3 separate regions of the Homo sapiens genome follow, and all the other regions are linked to region 2. Evidence: chromatin loops called from intact Hi-C (ENCODE). Cell type or tissue: endothelial cell of umbilical vein. All regions are shown on one strand.

The links. Hi-C counts contacts between places; a loop is a spot of excess contacts. Peaks named below come from ENCODE experiments on the same cell type or tissue, not always from the same donor. Only the 100,000 strongest peaks of a DNase experiment are listed, where the experiment ranks them.
Region 1: it touches region 2 in a loop (5-fold over the local background); 33 of 110 quality-filtered maps call a loop at or near these places.
Region 3: it touches region 2 in a loop (2.8-fold over the local background); 3 of 110 quality-filtered maps call a loop at or near these places.

The regions. Positions count from the first base shown.
Region 1 is chr13:39,948,434-39,956,433 of GRCh38, forward strand. No RefSeq gene overlaps it. Among named protein-coding and RNA genes, the nearest start is that of LINC00332, 230 kb to the right of the region's middle. RefSeq lists an enhancer at 7,616-7,665. In endothelial cell of umbilical vein, no CTCF peak of the experiment used is centred here; DNase peaks (open chromatin) are centred at 3,298 and 4,178; H3K27ac peaks cover 2,061 bases.
Region 2 is chr13:39,772,869-39,780,868 of GRCh38, forward strand. It overlaps a transcript of COG6 not described here. Among named protein-coding and RNA genes, the nearest start is that of MIR4305, 110 kb to the left of the region's middle. In endothelial cell of umbilical vein, a CTCF peak has its summit at 4,709; DNase peaks (open chromatin) are centred at 1,153, 3,773 and 4,963; H3K27ac peaks cover 4,123 bases.
Region 3 is chr13:39,871,388-39,879,387 of GRCh38, forward strand. No RefSeq gene overlaps it. Among named protein-coding and RNA genes, the nearest start is that of MIR4305, 210 kb to the left of the region's middle. In endothelial cell of umbilical vein, no CTCF peak of the experiment used is centred here; DNase peaks (open chromatin) are centred at 3,424, 4,394, 5,054 and 5,934; H3K27ac peaks cover 4,431 bases.

The sequences.
Region 1 (8,000 bases), 180 kb after region 2:
ATTCAGAAGAGCTGGTACCATTCCTGCTGAAACTATTCCCAAAAATTCAGGTGGAGGGGCTCTTCTCTAATTCATTCTATAAGGCCAGCATCACCCTGTTACCCAAACCTGGCAGAGACACAACAATAAAAGAGAGTTTAAAACAGAAAACTTCAGGCCAATATCCTTGAGAAACATAGATGCAAAAATCCTTAACAAAATACTAGCAGACTGAACCCAGCAACATAGGAAAATGCTAATTCATCACAATGAATTAGGCTTTATCCCTGGGAAGCAAAGTTGATTCAACATATGCAAATCAATAAATGTGATTCATCACATGAACAGAACTATAGACAAAAACCACATGATCAACTCAATAGATGCAGAAAAGGCTTTCAGTAAAATTGAGCATCTCTTTATGTTAAAAAAGACCTTAACAAACTAGGCATTGAAGGAATATACCTCAAAATAATAAGAACCATCTATGACAAACCCACAGCCAACATTATACTGAATGGGAAAAACTTGGCAGCATTCTCCTTGAGAATCAAATCAAGACATGGATGCTTTCTCTCACCTTCCCTATTCAACATAGTACTGGAAGTTCTAGGCAGAGGAATCAGGCAAGAGAAAGAAATAAAAGACATCCAAACAGGAAGAAAGTCCAATTATCTCTGTTTGCAGACAATATGATTTTATACCTAGAAAAACCTCATAGTCTCTACCCAAAAGCTCCTATATCTGATCAATAACTTCAATAAAGTTTCAGGGTACAAAATCAGTGTTTACAAATCAGTAGTGTTTCTACACATCAACAACATTCAAACTGAGAGTCAAATCAAGAACACAATTCCATTCACAATAGCCACAGAAAGAATAAAGTGCCTAGGAGACAGCTAACCAGGGAGGTGAAAAATCTCTACAACAAAAATTACAAAACATTGTTCAAAGAAATCAGAGATGACACAAATGGAAAAACATTCCATGTTCATACACAGGAATAATCAATACTGTTAAAATGGCCATACTACCTGAAGCAATTTACAGATTCAATGCTATTCCTTTCAAACTACCAATGACATTATTCACAGGATTAGAAAAACTATTTTAATAAGTTTGGTTCCATATGAAAATAGTTTTTAATATGGAAAACTATTTCATAGGGAAAAACTATTTTCATATGAAACCAAAAAAGAGCCCGAATACCCAAGGCAATTCTAAGCAAAAAGAACAAAGCTGGGGGCATCGTGTTACCCAACTTTAAACTATACTCAGGCTACAGTAACTGAAACAATATGATACTGGTACAAAGACAGACACATAGACCAATGGAACAGAATAGAGTCCAGAAATAAAAGCACACACCTACAACCATCTGATCTTTAACAAAGTCAACAAAAACAAGCAATGTGAAAAGGACTCGCTATGCGATAAATGGTGCTGGAATAACTGACCAACCATACGCAGACGACTGAAACTGGACCTCTTCCTTACACCATACACAAAAAACAGCTCAAGATGAATTAAAGACATTTAAAACTTAAAACTATAAAAACCCTGAAAGATAACCTGGAAAATACCATTCCAGACATAGGCTCGGGCAAAGATTTCATGATAAAGATGCCAAAAGCAAGTGCAACAAAAACAAAAATTGATAAATGGACCTAATCAAACTAAGGAGCTTCCACACAGCAAAAGAAACTATCAACAGAGGAAACAGATAACCCATAGAATGGGAGAAAATACTTGCCAACTATGCATCTTACATAGGTCTAATATCCAGAATCTATAAGGAATTAAACAAAGTAACAAGCAAAAAATAAACAACCCCATTAAACAGGGGGCAAAGGACATGAACAGACACTTTTCAAAAGAAGACATACAAGTGGTCAACAAGCATATGAAAAATGCTCAGCATCACAAATCGTTAGAAAAATGCAAATCAAAACCACAATGAGATATCAAGTCACACCAGTCAGAATGGCTATTATTAAAAAGACAAAAAATAACAGATGCTGGCAATGTTGCAGAGAAATAGTTAACACTTAAACACTGCTAGTGGGAATGTAAGTTAGTCCAGCCATTGTGGAAAGCAGTGTGGTGATTTCTCAAAGAACTTAAGAACTACCATACGACCCAGCAATCCCATTATTGGGCATATACCCAAAGGAATATAAATTATTGTGCCGTAAAAGACATGCATGTGTATGTTCATTGCAGCACTATTTACGATAGCAAAGATATGAAATCAACCTAAGTGCCCATCAATGGTAAACTGGATAAAGAAAATATGGCACATATACACCATAGAATACTACACAGCCATAAAAAGAATAAAATCATGTTGTTTGCAGCAACATGAATGGAGCTGAAAGTCATTATCCTAAGTGAACTAAAGCAGGAATAGAAAAAACAAATACCACATGTTCTTACTTATAAGTGGGAGCTAAACATTGAGTATATGTGGACACGTGTACTGGAAGGTGGAGTGTGGGGGGAGGGAGAGGATGGAAAAAGCTACCTATTGAGTACTATGCTTATTACCTGGATGATGAAATAACCTGTACGCAAGACCCCTGTGACACACAATTTACCTTATAACAAATCTGCACATGTACCCCTGAACCTAAAATAAAAATTAAAAAAAATGAATTTCTCTTCCTCCCTATAGTAGATATTGTGAGAGATACAAAGGTCAATAAAATAGGATTGCTGCTTTCAAGACACTGTTATCTCGGAAGGAAGAACTAAATAAGTGCACAAATAACTCTAGGACCTCTGTCATGTACCCGGAGTGGACACAAATCAGTGATACTTTAAAATTACACTCCACAATTCCAATTTTTCATGCTGAATCCATGTCTATTGTTAATTACAACTCTTTAAAAATGCAACAAATGCTTTAATTCTTTGAGATAAACTGCAGTCATACTCGGTGTCCAGCCCCGAGCTGTGTCTGAATAATTTTGTTGCCCATATTTTGTGCCTCCAGGGCTGGGTGTGGCCAACAGCCACAGATGTTACACAGGATCAGCTGTGGGGGAGGAGGGAGGGCAGGGGGTGGATGGGGAGGGGAGGGGGCAGGAAGGAGAGGTCAGAGAGCGCTAAGCAGGAAGGAGAATGGTGGGAAAGTAGACTGGGAAGAACAGGGAAACTTTGGGCTTCCTCAGAGGTGAAGGCAGGCCCATGAAGAAGGAAGACAAAGAGCTCCATGAAGGTCCCTGTTACCAGAGCTGTTGTTTGGGGCCAACTCTATAATGAGCACTTTGAAGCTTTGGTCAGATCACTTCAGGCTGCCTTCCTCTCAGCTAAATGTTCAAGAGAAAGTATACAATTCCCTTTCCTTTTTATCTCCACAATTTGTATTTCCATGGGGCTTGGAACTTTTAACAAGTCAACACATCCTTCTCCTTCAAAAGACTTAGTTACTGAAATCTGTAGTCCCATCTCCTAAGAGGCATTAGATATCTTTGTATTAAGTTTTATTTTTACATTCAGGAAAATAACTCCTTGGTTTTCAAATAATTTTATTTACTATCATGCACCAAGTAGTTTATTTTAGAATCCTGGGATCTTTCAGGTAAAAAGCCCAAAGAACTGATAGATAATTAAATGGCAGCTTGGGTTCTTGCTGTTGTTAATGTGAGTATTATCTGTAATATTACTATTGGTAACAAATATAGCCTTCCTTCAAAGCGATGAAGAGATGAGAAACTGTTTTACTGTGAAAGTCCTTCTGATGCACTAGAAAGACAGTAGCAAGGTTTTAAAAGGGGCAACTAGGATATTTTTAAATATAGGGTTTCTTCCCCTCTCAAACTATAAAGTAGTGTTTTAGCCATGGTGGTAATTTCATACAATGAATAAAAATTAAAACCCACTAATATATCTGAAAATACAACTTACTAAATTTTACTGACTGGTAAATTATAGACTGTATTGAGTCACTATGATAAATGCTAATGGAACATGGAAAGAAAAATGCTGTTTTCCCATTGGCTGGGTGACTGGTCTTTAACTGCTGGGGAAGACCAGCTCAGTAAACAGGAAATCATCTCCATGGCAACAGGCCATTCAACCTAACTTTTTAATACATGAAGAGGTAATTACTTTATTTTTTATTTCCATTTTTATAATTTTCACAGTTTATAATAGCAGTGAGGACCTGTCGGTCAGGCATTTCCTGGCTGTTAATAACAGGCTGATTTAAGGTCACGAATGCTTAAACATTGTGCCAATTTTTTTTTTTTTTAATGAAAAGAGAACTGTGATTTTTTTCCCTTCCTGAAGTCTGTAGCACAAATAAATGACAGAATTTTATGTTCACACACATGGTGTTTTGATTTCCTGCAGATGATAACATCAGAGACATGACTGAGAACCATTGGGGGTGTTGGGGGTAGGGAGTGGGACACCACAGAAAAGTCACAGCTGGGTTCCTGGGGATGGTAGGATGAAAAACAAACCCGGGGGATTGAGAGAGAAAGACTGAGTGCCCTGCAGGAAAGAATTCAGAAGGAGATGCACAGCCTCAGAGCCCAGTGTATGTTCTGTGGAGACGGTGATCAGTGAAGGGTTCTTTCTGAATGTACCACAGGGGCAGGAGGCCTGGGAAGTTTCCCTGGCACTGGGCCAACCTGAAACACCCAGGATATAATGTCTCCCCTACTAGGTAGGTAACCTTAGTGATCTATGCATTGAAGCATCTCAAGCCAGCCTGCAGTTATGTACTGTCTTAGGAACAAGAGGAGAAGACTGAGTGAAGTCATTACCTAAGGCAGCAGAACCCATAGCACAGCCATGCTCTGAAGGAGAGGCAGGGCCCAGGCAGGGGCACAGTGCTCACAGCAGCCGGTGGGCAATTTTCAATCCAGCTCTTCAGTCTGTTCCCCAGCTTTGAGTACTTAAAGGGAAGATGGTACAAGAAGGGTGTGGCAACCCTCTTCAGCTACTTTGCTCATAATACAATCCTATTTCACTATCATTGTGTAGACATCCAACATGAAAAAGAGAAGACAGGAGAAAAATCTCTGACAGCCACACTCGTAGCCAACAGAGCACTAGGAAGTTACCACATTGCCATCAGGCCCCAGAGAAGCAAAGGGAAGAGAGCAGCTGCAGAGAATAGAAAGAAGGGAGGCACGGTGATTTGCCAGATATCCCAATGCAAACCCAAGAAGGCCCTTGAAACGAAGGGAGGGATGGTATCTATGAGAAGAACAGGATGAATCCTGCAGACAACGGAGCTGTGAACAGCTCAGGCACAGAGACTCGAGAATCCCGGAGATGCCCAGTGAAAACTGTGTCTCCCTGACAAATACTGGTATTTTGATGACTGCATAGTTGGAGATATAATAATTATCAAGTTTTATTTTTAAAAAACACTGAAGTTTATTTTACATTTTTAAAGCTATATTATTAGCACACAGAACCCACCAAAGTTGGAGAAAGGATAGATGCCACCAACAGGCTGACTCAGGAGCTGAGCTAAAATGCAGGGACATAGACTTTGGCCTTGGAGTACCCGAGAGGATTCCTCCTGGACTCCTTTTGCAGGGATTTTGTGATCATTACCCTCCTCAGCCACATTGACACGGGATGAGGGGTCACTAAAGTTAATTATTTCTTTCCCTTGCCTTTCTGTCATTGCAGATTTTATTACCTTAAAATCTGAGATACCAAGATCTGCTCCTCCACCCATCATCCCAAATCAGGCATCTGGACCTTCCAGTGTCATCGTTAAGATGGCCTCACACACAGGGACCAGAATTCCTCTTCTCAGATTAGGGCTGCTCAGATTTGGAATCCTGTTGCTTTTCTTCTATTTCCTCGAAGTCAGGGTCAGCTTGGGAAAAGCTGTCAAACAAAGTACTAAATGTGGGTGTGTCCATCCTCCTTCTAAAACTTCCTACCTAAACTATGAGAGGAGGACACGTTTGGATTTTACCATGCCTTAGTATTTTCAGCATCCTTTGGAAGAGTTTCATACTGTTACGCCTTGTCATCCATGTCATGCCTAAATTACCATAAGCATTAATAAAAATAATCCTTAATAGAGTTGAAAAGAATGAAGCAGAAATGTGTCTTCTGAATGGCAAGCACTGTGCTAATGAAACAGGCATTTTCTTCAGCCACAGGAGCTTAGGAGAGGCAAATTAAGCATTGTGCCCTGCTCTCCAGCTGACTTGCAAAATATTCTTTCCAACCCCAGCCCTTCTAATCTGGGAGGAAGAGGAATCCCGATAATATCTCACAATCCCTCATCTTCCCAGGAGTGCCTCCCAGTTGTCAATATAGGCAGCTGCCTCATTGGGGACCCTCGTGCACTCATATATTGATGGCAAATGCTTCTTTCTTGTGTGGTGGTTCGTGGCAAGACCAATCTCATTACTGAAGCCTCCTGGTAGAGTAAGATTTCTCCCTTGTTGTGTTGTGAATCAGGTCGATTTTTATAACCTAGACTGAAAGCTCAGTGAGGCTAGATACCATATCTACCTTGTTTTCTGATGCCATTTCAATGTCACATACCTACTAGGCACTCAGTATTTTTGAATACCTGGAATTCACTCTAGATGCAGCCTGCACAGGTCCCAGGAAATTCATTTGCTTCTTTCTCCCAGGCTGCTTCAAATCCACACTCCTCCAGTTAGCTTCTCTCAGAAGATTCATTCCCCAACACCAAAAAAGAGGATTAAATAATATGTATTCTTTCGCTCACTTTTGTGGCATGCCATCCACACAAAAACTCCTGTAAAGTCACCACTGTCATTCCAGAATACTTCCATTAAATAATGGTTGAGTTTGCACTATTTTCATTTATTCCTTTTTTTTTTTTTTTTTTTTTTGAGACAGAATGTCCCTCTCTCACCAGGCTGGAGTGCAGTGGTGTGATCTCGGCTCACCGCAATCTCCGCCTTCCAGGTTCAAGTGATTCTCATGCCTCAGCCTCCCCAGTGGCTGGGATTTCAGGCACCCGCCACCATGCCTGGCTGATTTTTGTATTTTTAGTAGAGATGGGGTTTTGCTACATTGGCCACTGGTCTTGAACTCCTGACCTCAAGTGATCCGCCCTCCTCAGCCTCTCAAAGTGCTGGGATTACAGATGTGAGCCACCGGACCCGGCCCACTCTTTTCATTTCTTAACCAAGGTATTTCAATATCTGTCCTTGCCTGTATTACATGGGTCGCAGCTTCAACATGAAACTAAACTGTGATTGAAGTAACCATTGAGATACAGATTGGATTTCAGTCTTTCAAAAAAAAAAAAAACCTGTCACTCTAGTAACAGATTTCCTGGTTCCCTGATCTTGTGTCCTGTGTGTCTTCAACAGCTGTGGGCATCTCTAAAGTAAGTCACAAGCTCAAACTGTGTCTGTGGTTTGAGGCTAATGGGTATGAATGGATTTGCACCATACCTAGTATGTAGCCTCATTTTCTACTCTCAGATCCTCTTAGATTCCCAATAAGTAACATCAAATACTGCCTCAAGTAGTTTGGCATAGATGGGGATGCCCTACATAGAGGAGGTCATTCTAGATTGAAAAGAAAATTTAAGAAGGCAAGAAGCTAGATAAGTTGTGATCAGGGTTGGCATTCACTGAAGGAGCTATTACAGGAGACAGTAAAATGTGATGCTGGACATCAGATTCTGTCTGCAGTAAGAGGATAGCAGAGCTAATAGGGACTCACTCCAGAAGACACAGAGAAGTACTCCAAGGGCATCAGACTTCTGACATCCAGTGTGAAAGTGGGGTCAGAAGGCAGAGGATGGAACCAGGTTTCAAGCAGAAGTCAGATCTATCACAGGAGACCCAGAGGGGATTTCCTGGGTGGTTTGCTTGGTGATTCAGTCAGCTTTAATTGCCTTTCCTCCTTGGGGCTACTTGAGTAGCTTGAAGGCTCTGCTGAATCTGATGAAGACACAACAGAAGCATCAGGGTGACCTTAAGCAGGGCCTGTCCTTGGAAAGTGCGCCAGGCAAGTAAACCTGCCGGCATGTGGGAAAAGATTCACACCAA
Region 2 (8,000 bases):
GTTGCTAGCTGGTGAAGACCTGCCCTCCTGCCACTGTCTCTGGGGACTATCTTCTTTCGGAACATTTGCCATTTTGGATCACCAATTTGGGGCCAGGAGCTTTGTATATTTTATGTCTCCTCCTAACATCAAACTGACAAGGTAGACCTGGGTCTCTGTTTATTAGTCGAGAATCGGAAGGGCTTTAGAGATGGAGGGACTTGCCCCAGTGGCACAGCAAGATCAAAGCCATTTCTATCCACCCCCACTCCTCTTACCTCTCCACCTTCCCTCCATCCTAATGCCAGGAAGGGAAAAATAGCCTGTCTGTCTTCAAGGCAGCCAGAGGGAGGAGATGACTTCCAAGGGTGCAGGTCATTTGGGATATTTACAAACACTTATTTCTTAGGAAGAGGCTTAGGCCTAAATGGAAGCCACAATAGGCACTTTCCAAATCAACTTCCTTGGTAGTGTGAGGGGAAAGATCTTTACATGATCTTAAGCACTGGAGATTGTCTATTTCTGAGACTCCTGACAAAGAGAAAGATAATTTATGCCATTTTTACATTTTTCCACTAACAGCCAAACAGGCAGGGACACCATAATTCTCAATTATTAGAAGCTGCGTATGTTTTACCTCTGCTTCAATTAGAACAAGAGGAAAACAAAAGCCCTGAACTGAAGAGTGAATGATTTTAGATTGGCGGCACCCATTTAATAAAAGAGCTGGGCCACTATCACTTAGGAGTTACTCTATTTAGAGAGAATAATCACTGGAATGTAGAAACTCTGTTCCAGCCTGACTCCAATCAGGATTCTTTTAAAGCTAGTAGTTTTGAGGAAATAGGTTAATTATTTTTTATTACTTAAGTTCTATCCACCTCACAATCAGCTACTTATTGCTTAAAAGTCAATGCATTCCTTAGAATAAGAAATGCTTTGGATAGCACATGTAAAACCTATCATGGTGTACTCTAATTGGTCCAGATGGAAATGGAAATTACAAACCTATTGACATTTTTGCTTTTTTTTTTTTTTACCCAATCATGTCTAAATACTGACCAAAATAAACCTAGAAATTAATCATACAAGGGAATGTGAAGGTTGGCAGACGTTTGGTTAGAAATCCATAGGAGTATGTGGTGTGGGCTGACTGTACAGGCTTCGAAACTGCCCCACAGTCACAGATCAGGATGGTCAAATTGCAGGAAATGACCGGCTGACTGCTTCCCTGACTATGTTTAAAGGGCAAATGAGAGCATGCTATTTATAGGATGCTCATCAATAAGCTCCAAGTTCATAGCTGCCGAAGGAAACCTTAGTCTTGACTTTCAAAGTCTTCCACATTATTCTTTCCCAAACCACATATCATTTTAAAACTTTATGAAGGTAATACACATTTTGAAGTCTTCTTTTTGCCAGTGAAAAATCATTTTTCCCCTAAATGTTAGGCCAGTTGTTTCTGGTATTTACAGAAGAATATAAGATATTTATTAAACATTGTTTTAAAAAACAAATATGAGAACTATATTTAGTATTTGTTACAACTGATGCTCAAAAACTCTTTGGTGGTGTTGGATATTTAAAAATTTCTTTTCACTTCTGTGGACTTTTATGCTGGTTCTTTTGTAAGTCTTTTTGTTTATAATTTACTTTTATCAGTGGTTTGGAGCAGAATTTTAAATATTTTTACATCTAGGAAGTTCACAAAGTTGGAAAAAAATTTCTTTTTTCTTTTTTTTTTTGAGACAGAGTCTCGCTCTGTCACGCAGGCTGGAGTGCAGTGGTGCCATCTCAGCTCACTGCAACCTCCACCTCCCGGGTTCAAGCGATTCTTCTGCCTCAGCCTCCCGAGTAGCTAGGATTACAGGTGCATGCCACCATGCCCAGGTAATTTTTGTATTTTTAGTAGAGACAGGGTTTCACCATATTGGCCAGGCAGGTCTCAAAATCCTGACCTCATGATCTGCCCACCTCATCCTTCCAAAGTGCTGGGATTACAGGTGTGAGCCACCGCGCCTGGCTGGAAAAAAATTTCAAAGTTTATATTTTCACACCATTGCAAAATCAGTGTGATTGTATTCAGATAATTCCGAGAGATTGCAAATTTATTATTAATAGTTACATTAAAAGAGGCTATAAAAATGCAAAGCTACAAAAATGACAATGAAATATCAACACTCAGGCAGGGGAATGGGCATTTCCATTGCTCATTGCTCTCCCAGCCTTGGAGGAAGTTCTGCTTTTGCTGGGAGGCCGTCAGGCATCATGGGTGGGTGTGTCTGCTCGGGAGCCAGGCCTGGCCTGGAGGTTCCATTTCGTTTGTCATCTGTTACCTAAGGTAAGTTACTCTGGGAAAGTAACATAACCTAGTTTGTCTCAGTTTCCTCATTGGTCAGATGAGGCTAATGATGTTGTGACTCAAATAAGTTAAGACAGGTAAAAAGTGTAGAACAGTGGAGGGCACAAAATCAGCATTCACTGGATGTTAGCTCTTCTTATTTTCATTATAGTTATGTTTCTAGGATTAGATTTGAGAAAAAGAAAAAGTATACAACAGCTCAGTTTTCTCCACACACTCTACCCACTTGGTATAATGGGAAAAGTTCTAGATGAAGAACGAGGACATCTGGGATCCAGTCCTGACTTTGACTTTCACTAGCCTTTGACCTTACTATACATCCTGGGTTTTGGTTTCCTCATCACTAAAACTGAGGGGGGTTGTACAGAAGGCTCCCTGCTCCCATTCACCCCTCACATCCTGTGACCTTGCTTGAGTGGCTCACAAAGCCCTAATAATGTAGTTCTTTTTCATGTAGTTTTACATTTTAATACAATACCGAAACAAATTAAAGCATCTGGAATCCAGCTACAGTAAAAGCTGGAAATATCCTAAAATAATCTTTCAGAGATACATCTGAAATTTTTTTTTTTTTTTTGAGACGGAGTTTTGCTCTTGTTGCCTAGGCTGGAGTGCAATGGTGCGATCTCGGCTCACTGCGACCTCTGCCTCCCAGGTTCAAGTGATTCTCCTACCTCAGCCTCCCAAGTAGCTGGGATTACAGGCATGTGCCACCACGCCTGGCTAATTTCATATTTTTAATAGAGATGGGGTTTCTCCATGTTGGTCAGTCTGGTCTCGAACTCCCCACCTCAGGTGATCCACCCGCCTTGGTCTCCCAAAGTGCTGGGATTACAGCTGTGAGCCACTGCACCCGGTCGAAAGTTTTGTTTTAGGCAAACTTCTGATCAGCAAAAAGCTGGAAAAACGTAACTATATTTTAAAAGATAAAGAAAACAACTACAAAAGAATAGTAGTATCAGCACTTTCCTTCCAGTGTTTGGCTTTGTTTCTAGGAACTCTGAGGTGAAAAAAAAGAGGCAGAGGAGGGAGGAGGAGTAGGCAGAAGGGGAGCAAGAGGATACAACTTGTGTGCTATGTGTGGTTGTTATTTTAAGGAAGTTTATTCTGACCAATTTTATCCAAAGAATAAATCAACAAACACCCAGAAGCAATCTGCCCTAAGTTTTTTATTTCCAATATAGACCTAATCAGAATAATCAGGTTTTGTCAAAAAAGTTTCCAGTAAAATAGCTGTCTCTGTCTTCTCCATTGTTATTGTTAGATATTAGCCCTTCTGATCTTGCACAGTCCCCTTGCCTGGTAACGTTAACTAAGTAAATATTAATACTGTACACTTTTCCTTTGGAAAATGAAGGAGAACAAATGGGAAAAGATGTAACAAATGTTCTGCAGCCCTGTTATAAATATTTTATGAATGAATCAGAGAAATTGAAGATGAAAAAAGCCCACTAATTCAGCCAGTACCCTGATGTCTACTGCTGTATTCTTTCAAGCGGTTTGTCTGGTCTGGTCTTTAGTGACTCAGGTTATAGGGAATTTACCACTTCTGTCGAAGCTGCTTTTGTAGTGGGGACTATCTAGCTGCTAGGAAAGTTTGTCAAATTCCCCTTGCTTTTGTTTAGTTTTCTCATTAGTCTCATTTGATTTTGTTTATTTAATTGCTTATTTTTAGTGTCTTTAGATTCTTAATTGATTTCTACGTGTCTTTTCTATTGCTTTCTTTTTTGTTCATTCAGCTTTTCTCTCTTTAGTTGTTACCAGGAAGAAACCAAAACAGCTTTTTGGCTTGTAGATAGGTGAGAAGTAACAATTGGTTCCATCACCAAATTAACAACAACACTTGCTACATCAAGTGTTAGGCTAACTACTTTGCATACATTATCTAATTTATTAAGCACCTTCTTTTTGCCAGACACTGAGAAGGCAAGGTTAAATATGACCCTGCCACTGTTGGCAGGGCCTTATAATGTAGTAGGGGAGATAAGCATTCAAATAGATAGTGTCAACACAGCATATTCAGTGTGTGGGGCTATTTTCAGAGTCATCCTGGAGCACAGAGGGGGGTGTCCACTCCAGCAGTGAAGAGCAAGGAACGAGGGCAGAGGTCAGGTGGCATGGGAGAGAGATACCCCAGGTGAGTTGACCCATAACCTGATTCCTGTAAGAATAAGAGTTAACTAGGTTAGAAGGGGGTGTGGAGCTGGAGAGGATAGCTACTTGGGAAACTACATAAAGTTTAATGTTATTAGGTTGAAAAATGTGAGAGTTGTTGGAAGATGAGGTAGGCCAGGAGAAGAAACCGGCCAGGTTTGTATTACTTGGTGGAAAACTTGAACTTTGCTTTGGATTTTAAGAACAGAAATAAGGCTGCCATGTGAAGAACACACAGGAGGGGCAGCAGAGAGACTGGCATCTTTCCTGGTGAGGGATCACCAGTGTTGCAATCGCAGAGTCAGGTTAGCTCTTCTTGGTTGGAGTATCTTTAAGGCCATCTGGTCTGACTCTAAATGACTAGGAAATTACTCATCATGTGCCTTCTAACTCTCTGAGTAGTTATTTCCATTTCCTTGATACTGAAAAAAGGGTAGTAGGGAATGTATGTTTGCTGCGGCCAGTGGGGTTATGTCAAATAATGGTTACTTACTGACAGCAGTCTAACAGTTTCTGGGAAGACTAATGTGCTCCTAACTGCATATGTGGGAGAGAAACAAGAACTACCCATTTACTGAATATCCACTCTGTGCAAAGCCCAGTGCCATGGGCATTAACATTCATGGTATCAGCAAGGTGGCAGCAAAGAGTCAATCTTCTGAGAGTTAAGCAGTCCTAATCAACACATTATAGGAAATAACTATGTGCAGAAGTTATCCTGTCTAAGAGATGAGTTACTTATATTTTCCTCCCAGCCTAAAAGGAATAGTTTATAAAAAATAGTTAATACTTGAGGTTGATAGATTTAATACATATCCAATTTGGGTAAAGTGACTATGGTGTATTCTCAGGACAGGAAGGACCCTAAAGGATGCTATAATCTGACTAATTATAATTGTAACAGGCTTCTCTGAAGTAATGTGTAATGGAAAGGTAGTGTCTGCCTAGAGCCTAGAAAAGGCAGCATAGGGCAAAAGGCCTTGACCAGCATTAATTCATAACAACCAATGAAAGAAGGGACTATGTAGCTCATGTGCATTATTGATTTCTAAGTGTCTAAAAACACATCAGAATTTGCTGCAGCTTAGATAAAACATTTACTGAACATGTATTGCCAGAATGTGAGCTTATTGATAATCTCCTTAGTATCAGGAGAGGATATAGCAGTAACGTGTAGATTCTGCCTTCAGACCCCCCTGGATTGGTATCTTGACTTTGCCACTTAGAAGCTGTATTAGTTATCTGTGAAAACAGAACAAATTATTCAAACTTAGTTATTTAAAACAATATTATTTCACAGTTTCTCTAAGTCAGAGATTCAGAAGTGGCATAGTTGGGCAGTTTTGCCTCAGGGGCTATCATGGTTGTTGTCATCTGAAGGCTTGACTGGGGCAGGAGGGGAGCCACTGCCAGGGTGGCTTATCCACATGGCTGACACGTTGGTCTGGTTTTGGTCCTCCCCTTGTGGGCCTCCACACAGGCTGCCTGAGAGTCTTCACCACATGATGCCTGGCTTCCTTGAAAGTGAGAAATCCATGAGAATGCCAGGTAGAAGGAGTAGTGTCTTACATCCTAGCCTAAGAAGCATATGCCCTCACTTCCACCATATGCTTTTTATTAGAATTGAGTCTCTAAGTCTGGTTCAAATCAAGGGAGAAGGAAAATTATACTCCACTTTTTGAAGAGAGGAGTGTCAAAAAATTTGCATGCTACTGTAAACTGTCACACTGCGTGACCTTGAGCAATCTATTTAAAAGCTTTATGCTCCAATTTTTTCACCAGTAAAATAGAAATGACATTAGTATCTGCTTTATAGAGTTGTAAGGATAAAATAAATCAATGTAAAGAGCTTAAAACAGTGCAGGGTGTATGGTAAGTGCTTTCAGTAAGATTAGCAATGATGCTGATTACTAATTCTATTCTAAGTCTGTTTGACCTGTGATAGAGCTAATCCAGAGACAAGAACAAAAGATGCTGGCATCAGTCACGTGTGTCTCTTAAATCGATCATTCCTATAAGCAACGGTGTTATCTCCACATCATCCTATTGGGCTTTGCAGAACCTGGATACTGTTTTGCCTAGGCTGCAGATCCAGGACAGGCAGCATGCATTCTTCTGTGTCACAAAGCCTTGTTTTTCTTTTCTCATCAGAGGAAGTGGTCTGGAAAAGTGCCAGCCAGGCTATGTGACTTCTCAGGTTCAACATCATGGAGATGAGAAAGACCAAATGGCACCCAGGGTCCTGCTGAAATCAGAGGCATAAATCTCAGCTGCAGGCATGAGGAGCAATTCAGGAACCCTTGAATAGATCCTTTCAGATTCTTAACGTGGCTTCATTGAACGAAGACCTCTCCAGGGTTCTGTCCTAAAGTCACCTCAGAAAGCTGTGTCTCTGACATCACAGGAAGGGGACCCAGGGCCAGAAATCACTTCAGCATCATTCACCTCAATTTCACCTCTGAGAATTGAGGTATCATGAACAAACGTTACAAGAATGCTCAAGAATCTGGCTACCAAATAGTCCATAGAGATATTATCCTAGATTAAATAAAATTAAGAAACATTTATTAGGCACCTACTCTAGGCAAGTCACAGTATTTCTTAAATTGGAAGAAACTTGCTGATGGATGAAGAATGAATAGAATTTTAACCCATGCAGGACTTAAAGAAAATAATTGCTATCTGCTCCAGTCAAAGTCCACAGTGACATTCCAAGAACATGTGTCAGGAAATTGACTGAGAAAAGAGTTTTGAATTTTTGACTTACAAATGCATTGAGTTCGAACTAGAAACCAAAATCTACTTTTTTGCCTACTTTTCTCAAGTACAGCCGTCACACCAACAAGCTTGCTTTCAAAAAGGGAAAAGAAGATGTTTGATAGGATCAGAATATCCCAACTCCTGATATCTGACCAAATTAAATTTAAATGTTCAGAACTTTGCTTTTGAATATATAAAGCAACATGATGGCTGGCACCAAGGAAGGCAAGACCACCAGTAGTCTAAATGTTACCCTCAGGCATGCATGCCCTGGCAGCTGACCCTTCCCTGAAAGAAATGTCCCTTCTATTCAAAGACAATGTCTGGGGTGAAGTAATTTATTAATTTATTAATACAAGAAGTAAAAAATACTATTTTTGGCCTAATATCCATAATAATATGGAAGAAATGACAAAAGAAACCCCATGGGTTCTCAACGTATTACACTTTCAGCCAACTTAATAGAAGACTTGGCTTTAGGATAAATGCTTGTATGTTTTATAAACACTCCTATTATTTAGGGAGGTCTGAGGGCATCTGGACATAGAATATTATTTTCAAGTTATAGCACATAATTTTTCAGGCAAAACTTACCCTTCAGAATGGAATATGAGCCATTTAATTTCCCCTTGTGTTTAGTCATATGAAAAAATGCCACACAAGGACCCGGGCAGAGAAACAAAGATAAGAGCTAGTCTTTTCCTTGCACAAAAATCTGCACGAGGAAAGGCGATGGCTCTCGTTA
Region 3 (8,000 bases), 99 kb after region 2:
ACAAAATTAAAAAGAATAATAAAATGTAACCTGGAAGAGAAAATAAAGATTCTAGGGAAAAAACTAACAAAATAAGGGAAGTTAGACATTCTGGTGCAAAATTAAATTCAATATACATCTCAGAATTTTCAAATTACGCTTCTTTGAATAAACAGTTTACGCTACCCAAACATGCTGATTGTTTCTGAATTCCTTTCAAACTTGGGAACATATGTAGGCATCGTGGTGGACATGTAAATGAATGTTTCCACGCAAAGGGTACTCATAAATCATTTGTTTTTCAAATGAAATGCCAGCTTATGTTAAGAGGACAGCATTACTTAGAAAAATATGCCACTATGGAAATTGATAATATATGTGCAGTTCCAGCACCAGGAAATCATTTTTAAACACAATATCTAAAAAATCGATATTTTACAGAAAAATAAATGGGCCAAGTGTGTCTTAATATTAAAGGAAGAATAGAATTACAGAAAAAAAGACATCAAAATAAGGAGTAAATACAATTTCATATCATTACATAAAAAGTATTTTCAGGACCACAAATATTGTAGCTGTCATCCTCATCCTCAACCTCATCATCATCAAAACCATTAAGAGCTTTGTATGTTAATAAAAATGTGGCACGGTAAAAAGAGAATTTTATACTTTTCTAGGAGCTAATATTGTATAAGAAGGCCACCCTGAAATGTCTACGCAAGTGAAAACCATACTGATGTCTACTTTAGGAAAATGGTAAAGTAAAACACATAGAGGGTTATGGAAATTCTCACTTAAAAAAACAAAGTTTTAATGGAAGTTCTCTGGACTATCTTCTTAATTTTTCTGTTAACCCAAAACTTTTATAAAAATTAAGTTTTTTTTTGATAAAACCTTTAGGTTCCATATATGTTGGAGGTGATTGAAATTTGGTGGAGGTGGCAATGGTGAATAATACAGAACTTCATGAAGAAGTCAGAAATGCCCTTGGGCTTTCAGATAAGCAATCTTTTAACACTTTCTGGTGAAAAGCAGGATTTTATAGCAGTTTGAACAATGGAACTGACATGGTTGGTTAGGGAGGAAGTTGTAGCCACGTGGTGTGAGCCACAGGGAGGCTCACAGGTAGCAGTGAGGTGCCTGGACAGTGGAGGCTCTGCAGAGTTTATGAAGAAATGACTTGTAGACCTAAAAAGAGAGCGCTCACAAAGGATTGTTGTCTCCTAATAACCAACTGTGAACCAACATTTTGGACTTAGTGAATCAAAATTTAGTTTAGACACTATGAACTATTATTATGTTACAATGGGTCAAATAAATAAAAATTTATTTACTTTTTAATTGCAAGAGCATAAGAAGGCTCAACTTTTCTAATTGCCCTGAGTTTCTGAAGTTTTGCCAGATTACCATTGAGCCCAGTTTTAGAGAGCAGACCAATATCTGTATTAAAGTCACTTTATGCAGAGAAAACTAGATACAGCAGGAGCTGTGAAAGAGGAACCGAAAAGATTTGCCAATAGACTGTATATTTGGATTAGAGGAAAGAAGCCTATCTCATACCTTATTACAATATCAATTCCAAATTAATTAATAATTTCAATGTGGAATGGAAACAAAGGGGGGAAAAGCAATATTTACATGATTCTAGAAATAAGGAAGCATTTTCTAATCATGACACTAAAATCAATTGTTTTTATCATTTTGAACATAAATAGCCTAAACAATATTTTTAGGTTTAAAACATTCAAAAAAATATTTGTTGTATACATACATATCAGATAAAAGGTTAAGATCTTTAATATATAATGAGCTCTTGGAAATCAACGATAGCTGAATATACCAAAAGGAAAATGGCAAAGGACATGAATAGGCTCGCTCAAAAAAGAAATATGGATGGCCAATACACATTTGACATCATATTCATTCCTTTTTTTTTTTTTTTTTTTTTGAGACAGAGTCTCACTCTGTTGTCCAGGCTGGAGTACAATGGCGTGATCTCGGCTCACTGCAAACTCTGCCTCCCCGGTTCAAGTGATTCTCCTGCCTCAGCCTCCTGAGTAGCTGGGATTACAGCTGCCCACCACCACGCCCAGCTAATTTTTGTATTTTTAGTAGAAACAGCATTTCACCAGGTTGGCCAGGCTGGTCTCAAACTCCTGACCTCATGTGATCCACCCACCTCGGCCTCCCATAGTGCTGGAATTACAGGCACAAGCCACCATGCCTGGCCAATATTCATTCTTAATATAATGCAAAGAAGTTCAAATTAAAAGCGATAATAAGATACCATTTCTCCTCTGTCAGTTATATAAAGGTTAAAAATGATAATACCTAGTGTTGGCTAAGTAACAAGCCAAAAATGATGGCAGAAGTATTCATCTTTCCACAGGAAAACTTGTCAATATTTATTAAAGTTCCTTAATGTTTATTAAAAGCATTCCTTTTGATACTGGAATTTCAACTATAAAAATTACAATGATGGTATAAGTATATTCATCTCGGGATTTTTAATATTAAAAAATTGAAAAAGCAAGCATTGCAACAGTAGAGAACAGAGTTAAATAAATTATGCATCTTACATAGTCATTGAAAGTTTTAATTTTGTAGTGAATTATATTGTAGAATTAATTTTTATTCTTTAAAAATTATATTGTAGAAGAATATTAGTTAACATTGGATAAATTTAGGCTCTTGTTTAAAGTCAAAAGAGCAGAGCGCAAAACTGCATATATTGGTGATCTTATTGCTATTAAAAATATTGTGTATATATCAAGAAGATATGAAAGACTATACAACAAAATGCTAGTGAAAACTGTCTTTTGATGTTAGGAGTACAGGTAATATTAAGCAGCTGAATGGAAAAGTTCTTATGCTTTACCCTGTAAAACTTTCTGTTTTTGTCACTTTTGGTTTGAATTAGTAATAGAATTTTGATTCAATATTACTGAGTTGACACAAAATTGAATCAAGGACAAAACTTAGGACATCTAGCATGATAGATGGAAATTGAATGACAAAATGATTTGGGGGTGATGGAATGATTTTAAATCATCTGGCTTAAAATGAGGACTTTGGCACAAAAGAGGAAGGTATGATTAATGTAGCTGGGCTGGTGGCATCCAGTACTGGGGTTTGGATGAGTTCCTTTGGTGGACATTTCAAGAGTCAGTTTGCATAAAGTTCTGAGCAGCCATCTGGGAAGGATCATCTCAGGACAAACTTGGCCTAAGAGCAAAGCACCACAGTGAGAGGCTCAGTGGTTCTGAGTTATCATCGTGTTTGTCACTCACATGGGTCCCAATACAATGCTGGTGAATTTCCTGAGTCCTGGGAAAGGAAATGGTTATATCAAAATTCAAAGACCGGATTTAGTTTTTAAAAATGTTACCAGAAAGTAGGAACACAAGCACACTGCTTTGGTGCCATTCAAGTAGAAAGTAATGCAAAAGGGGTGAATAGCATTCTGCCAGTTGGCTCAAGTTGCAGCCTTTGTAATTTTATACTCTTCTGCAAAAGCAGAGTAGCATCCTTGAACTATGCCACTCAACCCCACCCCTCAGCTAGGCCTAGCTTATGCTCTGATGGCTCCTTAGTGGGCACTGGGATGTAAAGAACTAGTTTCAACTAGCTTTTAGTAGGGACTGCCAATGAGCAGGAAATTGGAGTCCGGGATATTATTGAGCCTCAAATTATGTTTATATTAAATAGGACTTTTTCGTTGTTCCACTGGTTTTTAAACTTTTCTTTTTAACAGCAGACACTTTTTGTGAGTTAAATGTTATGTGTAATCCAGAACAAAAAACTGATTACTGCTGAGCTGACTGACATAAGGAGTGGGGCAAGGGGGAAGGAGTATAAAAACCCAGCGGCCCCTTGTCATCCTCTCTGTAACCTAGGGATACCTCTTGGAACCATTAGGGCTGAAAACCACAGATCCATCCAACTTCCAGAGATGTGCAATGACTTGCTCAACACATGTGGCAGCAAAGACAGGGCTGGATCCAGCACTCCTTTCCCTGGGATATTTTTCCCTCCCCATCACTCCCTGTATGATTTCTCTAGCACTTCTTCCTTAGAAAGCCTCTGTGGTGCTCCTTTTTGAGAAACACTGAGTCCTGGGGGTTGGGAGGAAGAGGAACAGAGCACATGTTACATGGTGAGATAGCCCTGAGAGAGATGGGACAAGCTACACAAACCTCAGTGGAAAAGCCGTACAGAGCCTGCACATGCCGGCCCCTGAGTCCCTTGGCAGTGAAGCCGAGCATCTCCTTAGGGCTGTGTTTTCTGGAGGACATGAAGGGGCCCTGAACAGGGTGGGTTTTCTGCAGGCATTCCCTCCTGCTGCCGCACAGTGCGGCTGAACCCTCTGGCCTTCCGAGGTCACCGTGGGTCCTCTGAGAGAGCCTTTGATTTAACATGTAAGGGAATTCCCACTGGCTGATTAAATATTTTTATATTTTATCATCTTCCTGCAGCTAACAGCTTTTGGCATGCAGGGTATTTTTATGAACGTTATAAGTAAATATTATGGGGTCAGTCACAGAGATGAACATGGATTTGCAAGCCTAGGGCTGGAAGACATTAGGCCTCACATTTAAAACAATGTGGGTATGGAAAAAATTAAAATATCGAGAACTTGAAAACACTCAAAGCCTGCAACCGTGCATCTATAATCCAATGTTAACAGAATTCAGATAAAATCAAATTGATTTTAAGTGCTACATTTAGATATCCAAGGGGAATTCATTGCTTTTATACTTGAGTTTTGAGCATTTATCAGGAGAGAGACAGTAGGATTACACTTTCACATTAAATATCACCAGTTTTGTTTTCCAGACAGGACTAGACCCTTCCACAAAGCATGACAGATTCTCAAGATGCCAAACCACTGCTTAGAGTTTCCAGGGGCCACAGGTCACTCTTGGTTCAAATGGCCCTTTGGAAAATAAAATAAATAAATTAAAAAAATGCAACTCCAGTGGCATCATGGTCTGGTACCCTCTTGGGTAAGAAAGTCTGGGTGAGCTGCTTGGAAACTGATGTCAGAAAAATCCTCCTTGACACACGGTGAGTCACAGCTGGGAATTTACGTCTTCCTAAGCAACTGCTAAACTTCTGCTGTGGTTGTGGCCATTTCATAGCCACAGGCCTATGGATTCCCTGGGGAATCCACGCATAGTGTTATTGGTCAGTGGTTCCTAATGACATCTGTCTCAAGACACCTCCTCAAAGCATCTTTTCTACTTTCCTCCCATCTCCCATAGTCCCTGGCACAGGTCAGGATGAATGGAAGGTGCTTAACAAATATATCTGATTTGGTTTGCTGATCTATTTTTCCCTATCAATCTCATTTCACCTCTCCCAGTGGTTTGCTGTTTGCTCTTGTGCTACCTTAAATCTAAACTTACATGAATCCAAATAATTTTATAAGCTTTCTCATTAGTTGGAGTGCATTTATTCAACACATCTATAAATGTTCTTCTCTTTCAAGTGTTGGCAACTTAACGGGATTTGCTGTTGTCTGCAAATTCAAGAGCCTGGCCTAAGTGTATGTAATTAACAGAGGCTTAGTGCCAGGGATATAGCAGACAGTCAGTAAATACACAAGGAGGGAAGGAAGGGATGGAGGGAGGGAAGGAGGGAGGGAGGGAGGAAAAGAAGGAAAGAGGAAGGGGAGGAGGGAGGAAAAAGGAAGAAAAGAAGGAAGAAAGAAGGGAGGAAGAAAGAAAGGTAGAGAAGAAAGAAGTCGGGGAGGAACCACCCTGGTGTATAGTTCAGTTCCATCAGGGTGATTTTGAAACCCCTTGTGAACATCCTGATTAAAGGATAGGCCCCTGTAACAACCTAGGTAAGAATCCTTTTCCAATAAGGAGGTGCAGTGGAGATAAGATGACAGAAGGGCGTGGAGGAAAGAAAGTGCAGAAAGGTCAGATAGTGTATAGGGCTGAGGCGCCAGGGGAACGGCGCTGAAGATGCTGACCTGGCTCCAGCAGGAAGTCGTGCTAAATCTCCTGCCAAGTTCCACAGCTCTGCTTTCTGCAGTCCTCAGAAAGCTCTTGAAAACCCTATTTGAAAAATGCTGGTGTAGATTGGGGTGTCTTATCAAGTTGATCTGAATGTAATGAAAATCTTCAGAAGTCTAGAACAGATGGTACCTTACACTTTCTCTTGCTTACCCAGCCTGCCTCTCTCACATCGGGAACAGATTACATCGTTCCAGGCCCAGCATCAAGCCAGTCTCTGACCCTGCTTTTGGAGTTTCTCCCCACCTTCCCCTCTTTGCCATGCCCGATGGCCGTCTTCACTGCCCCTCACCACAAAAGCTGGGAATCACACAAAGAGATTTGCCTGCCCTCTGGAAACTGCCCCAGGAGGTTTTACATTTTTCTTTGATTGGAACCTGTAGTACCAACTGACAAGCTGGGTTTGGGTCATCCCTGGAGAAGTCAAGTGGGATTGTAGGGGAGGGTCTTTTGAGAATGCACAAGAAGGAACCTAGTAGAGGGGACACGCTTATTTTTGTTCTCTGAAATGAGACTTTATTGACCTCCCAGGTGAGCTCTTCAATGTTAGAAAATAGCTAGGGGCTGGGAGCGGTGGCTCATGCCCGTAATCCCAGCATTTTGGGATGCCAAGGCGGGTGGATAGCTGGAGGCCAGGAGTTCAAGACCAGCCTGGCCAACATGGTGAAACCCCGTCTCTACTAAAAATACAAAAATTAGCTGGGCATGGTGGCACGTGCTTGTAATCCCAGCTACTTGGGAGGCTGAGGCAGGGGAATCACTTGAACCCGGGAGGCAGAGGTTGCAGTGAGCCGAGATCGTGCCATTGCATTCCAGCCTGGGTGACGAGAGCAAAACTCTATCTCAAAAAAAAAAAAAAAAGAAAGAAAAAGCAAAAAGAAGAAAAGGAAATAGCTAGAGAGGAGAAGGAGGGAAAGACGGACTAATTTTTTAAAGACTCAGCAAGTCATGGCTGGTTAAAGGTTAGATTTGTATGACTATTCGAAGCAGCTCTGTGCTGATAATGGCAATATATTTTTTTTTCTTTTTTCTTTCTTTCTTTTTTTTTTTTTTCAGATGGAGTCTTGCTCTGTTGCCCGGGCTGGAGTGCAGTGGTGTGATATTGGCTCACTGCAACCCTCCTGGGTTCCAGTGATTCTCCTGCCTTAGCCACGAGCAGCTGGGATTACAAGCATGCGCTAGCTATCATACCTGGCTAATTTTTGTATTTTAGTTAGAGACAGGGTTTCACCATGTTGCCCAGGCTGGTTTTGAACTCTGGACCTCAGGTGATCCACCCACCTCGGCCTCTCAAAGTGCTGGGATTACAGGCGTGAGCCACCATGCCCAGCCGATAATAGTAATATCTAATGAGATGAAATGCTTACTAAGTGCCAGGCACAGTGTTAAACACTAACTTCACTTACTCCTCACAAGAAGCCTGTGAAGTAAGTACTTTCATCATCTTGGATTTACAGATGAAGAAACTAAGGCTGGCAAAAATGAAGTAAAATTTCAAGGGTATGTAGCTGGTAAATGGCAGAACTTGAACTTTTGAATTTGTGTTTCTGGTTAGTATTCTATTATCTTTGTACTTTGGGACACACACACACACGTACACAAACTGAGTAAATCCTATTAAATAAATCCTGTTCCAAGATTAAAATTCACAATTGCCTTTTTTCTAGGTTTAAGAGTTTTCACTACTTGAACTTGCATTGCCTAGTTCTCAAGTGGGTTTGCTTCAACACCAAGCTATGTCACCTGCCAAACTAAAGCAATCTCTGACTCTCTCATTTCTCCCCCTAATGCACAAAGCACAAGCACAAACTGCCGGGGTGTTCTAGAACCCTGGACTAAAAACCCAAGACTTTATATACGCAACTCAAGTTCCTCGATTTTCTTTCTTTCCAAAGATTCTGAAATACCTTCTGGCCCACTGCTTCGTACAAAAGAGCAGTTTCCCTGACCAAGGAAATTGTGGTTGTGGGATTCTTGAGCCATCTTCTTAGAGAAGTT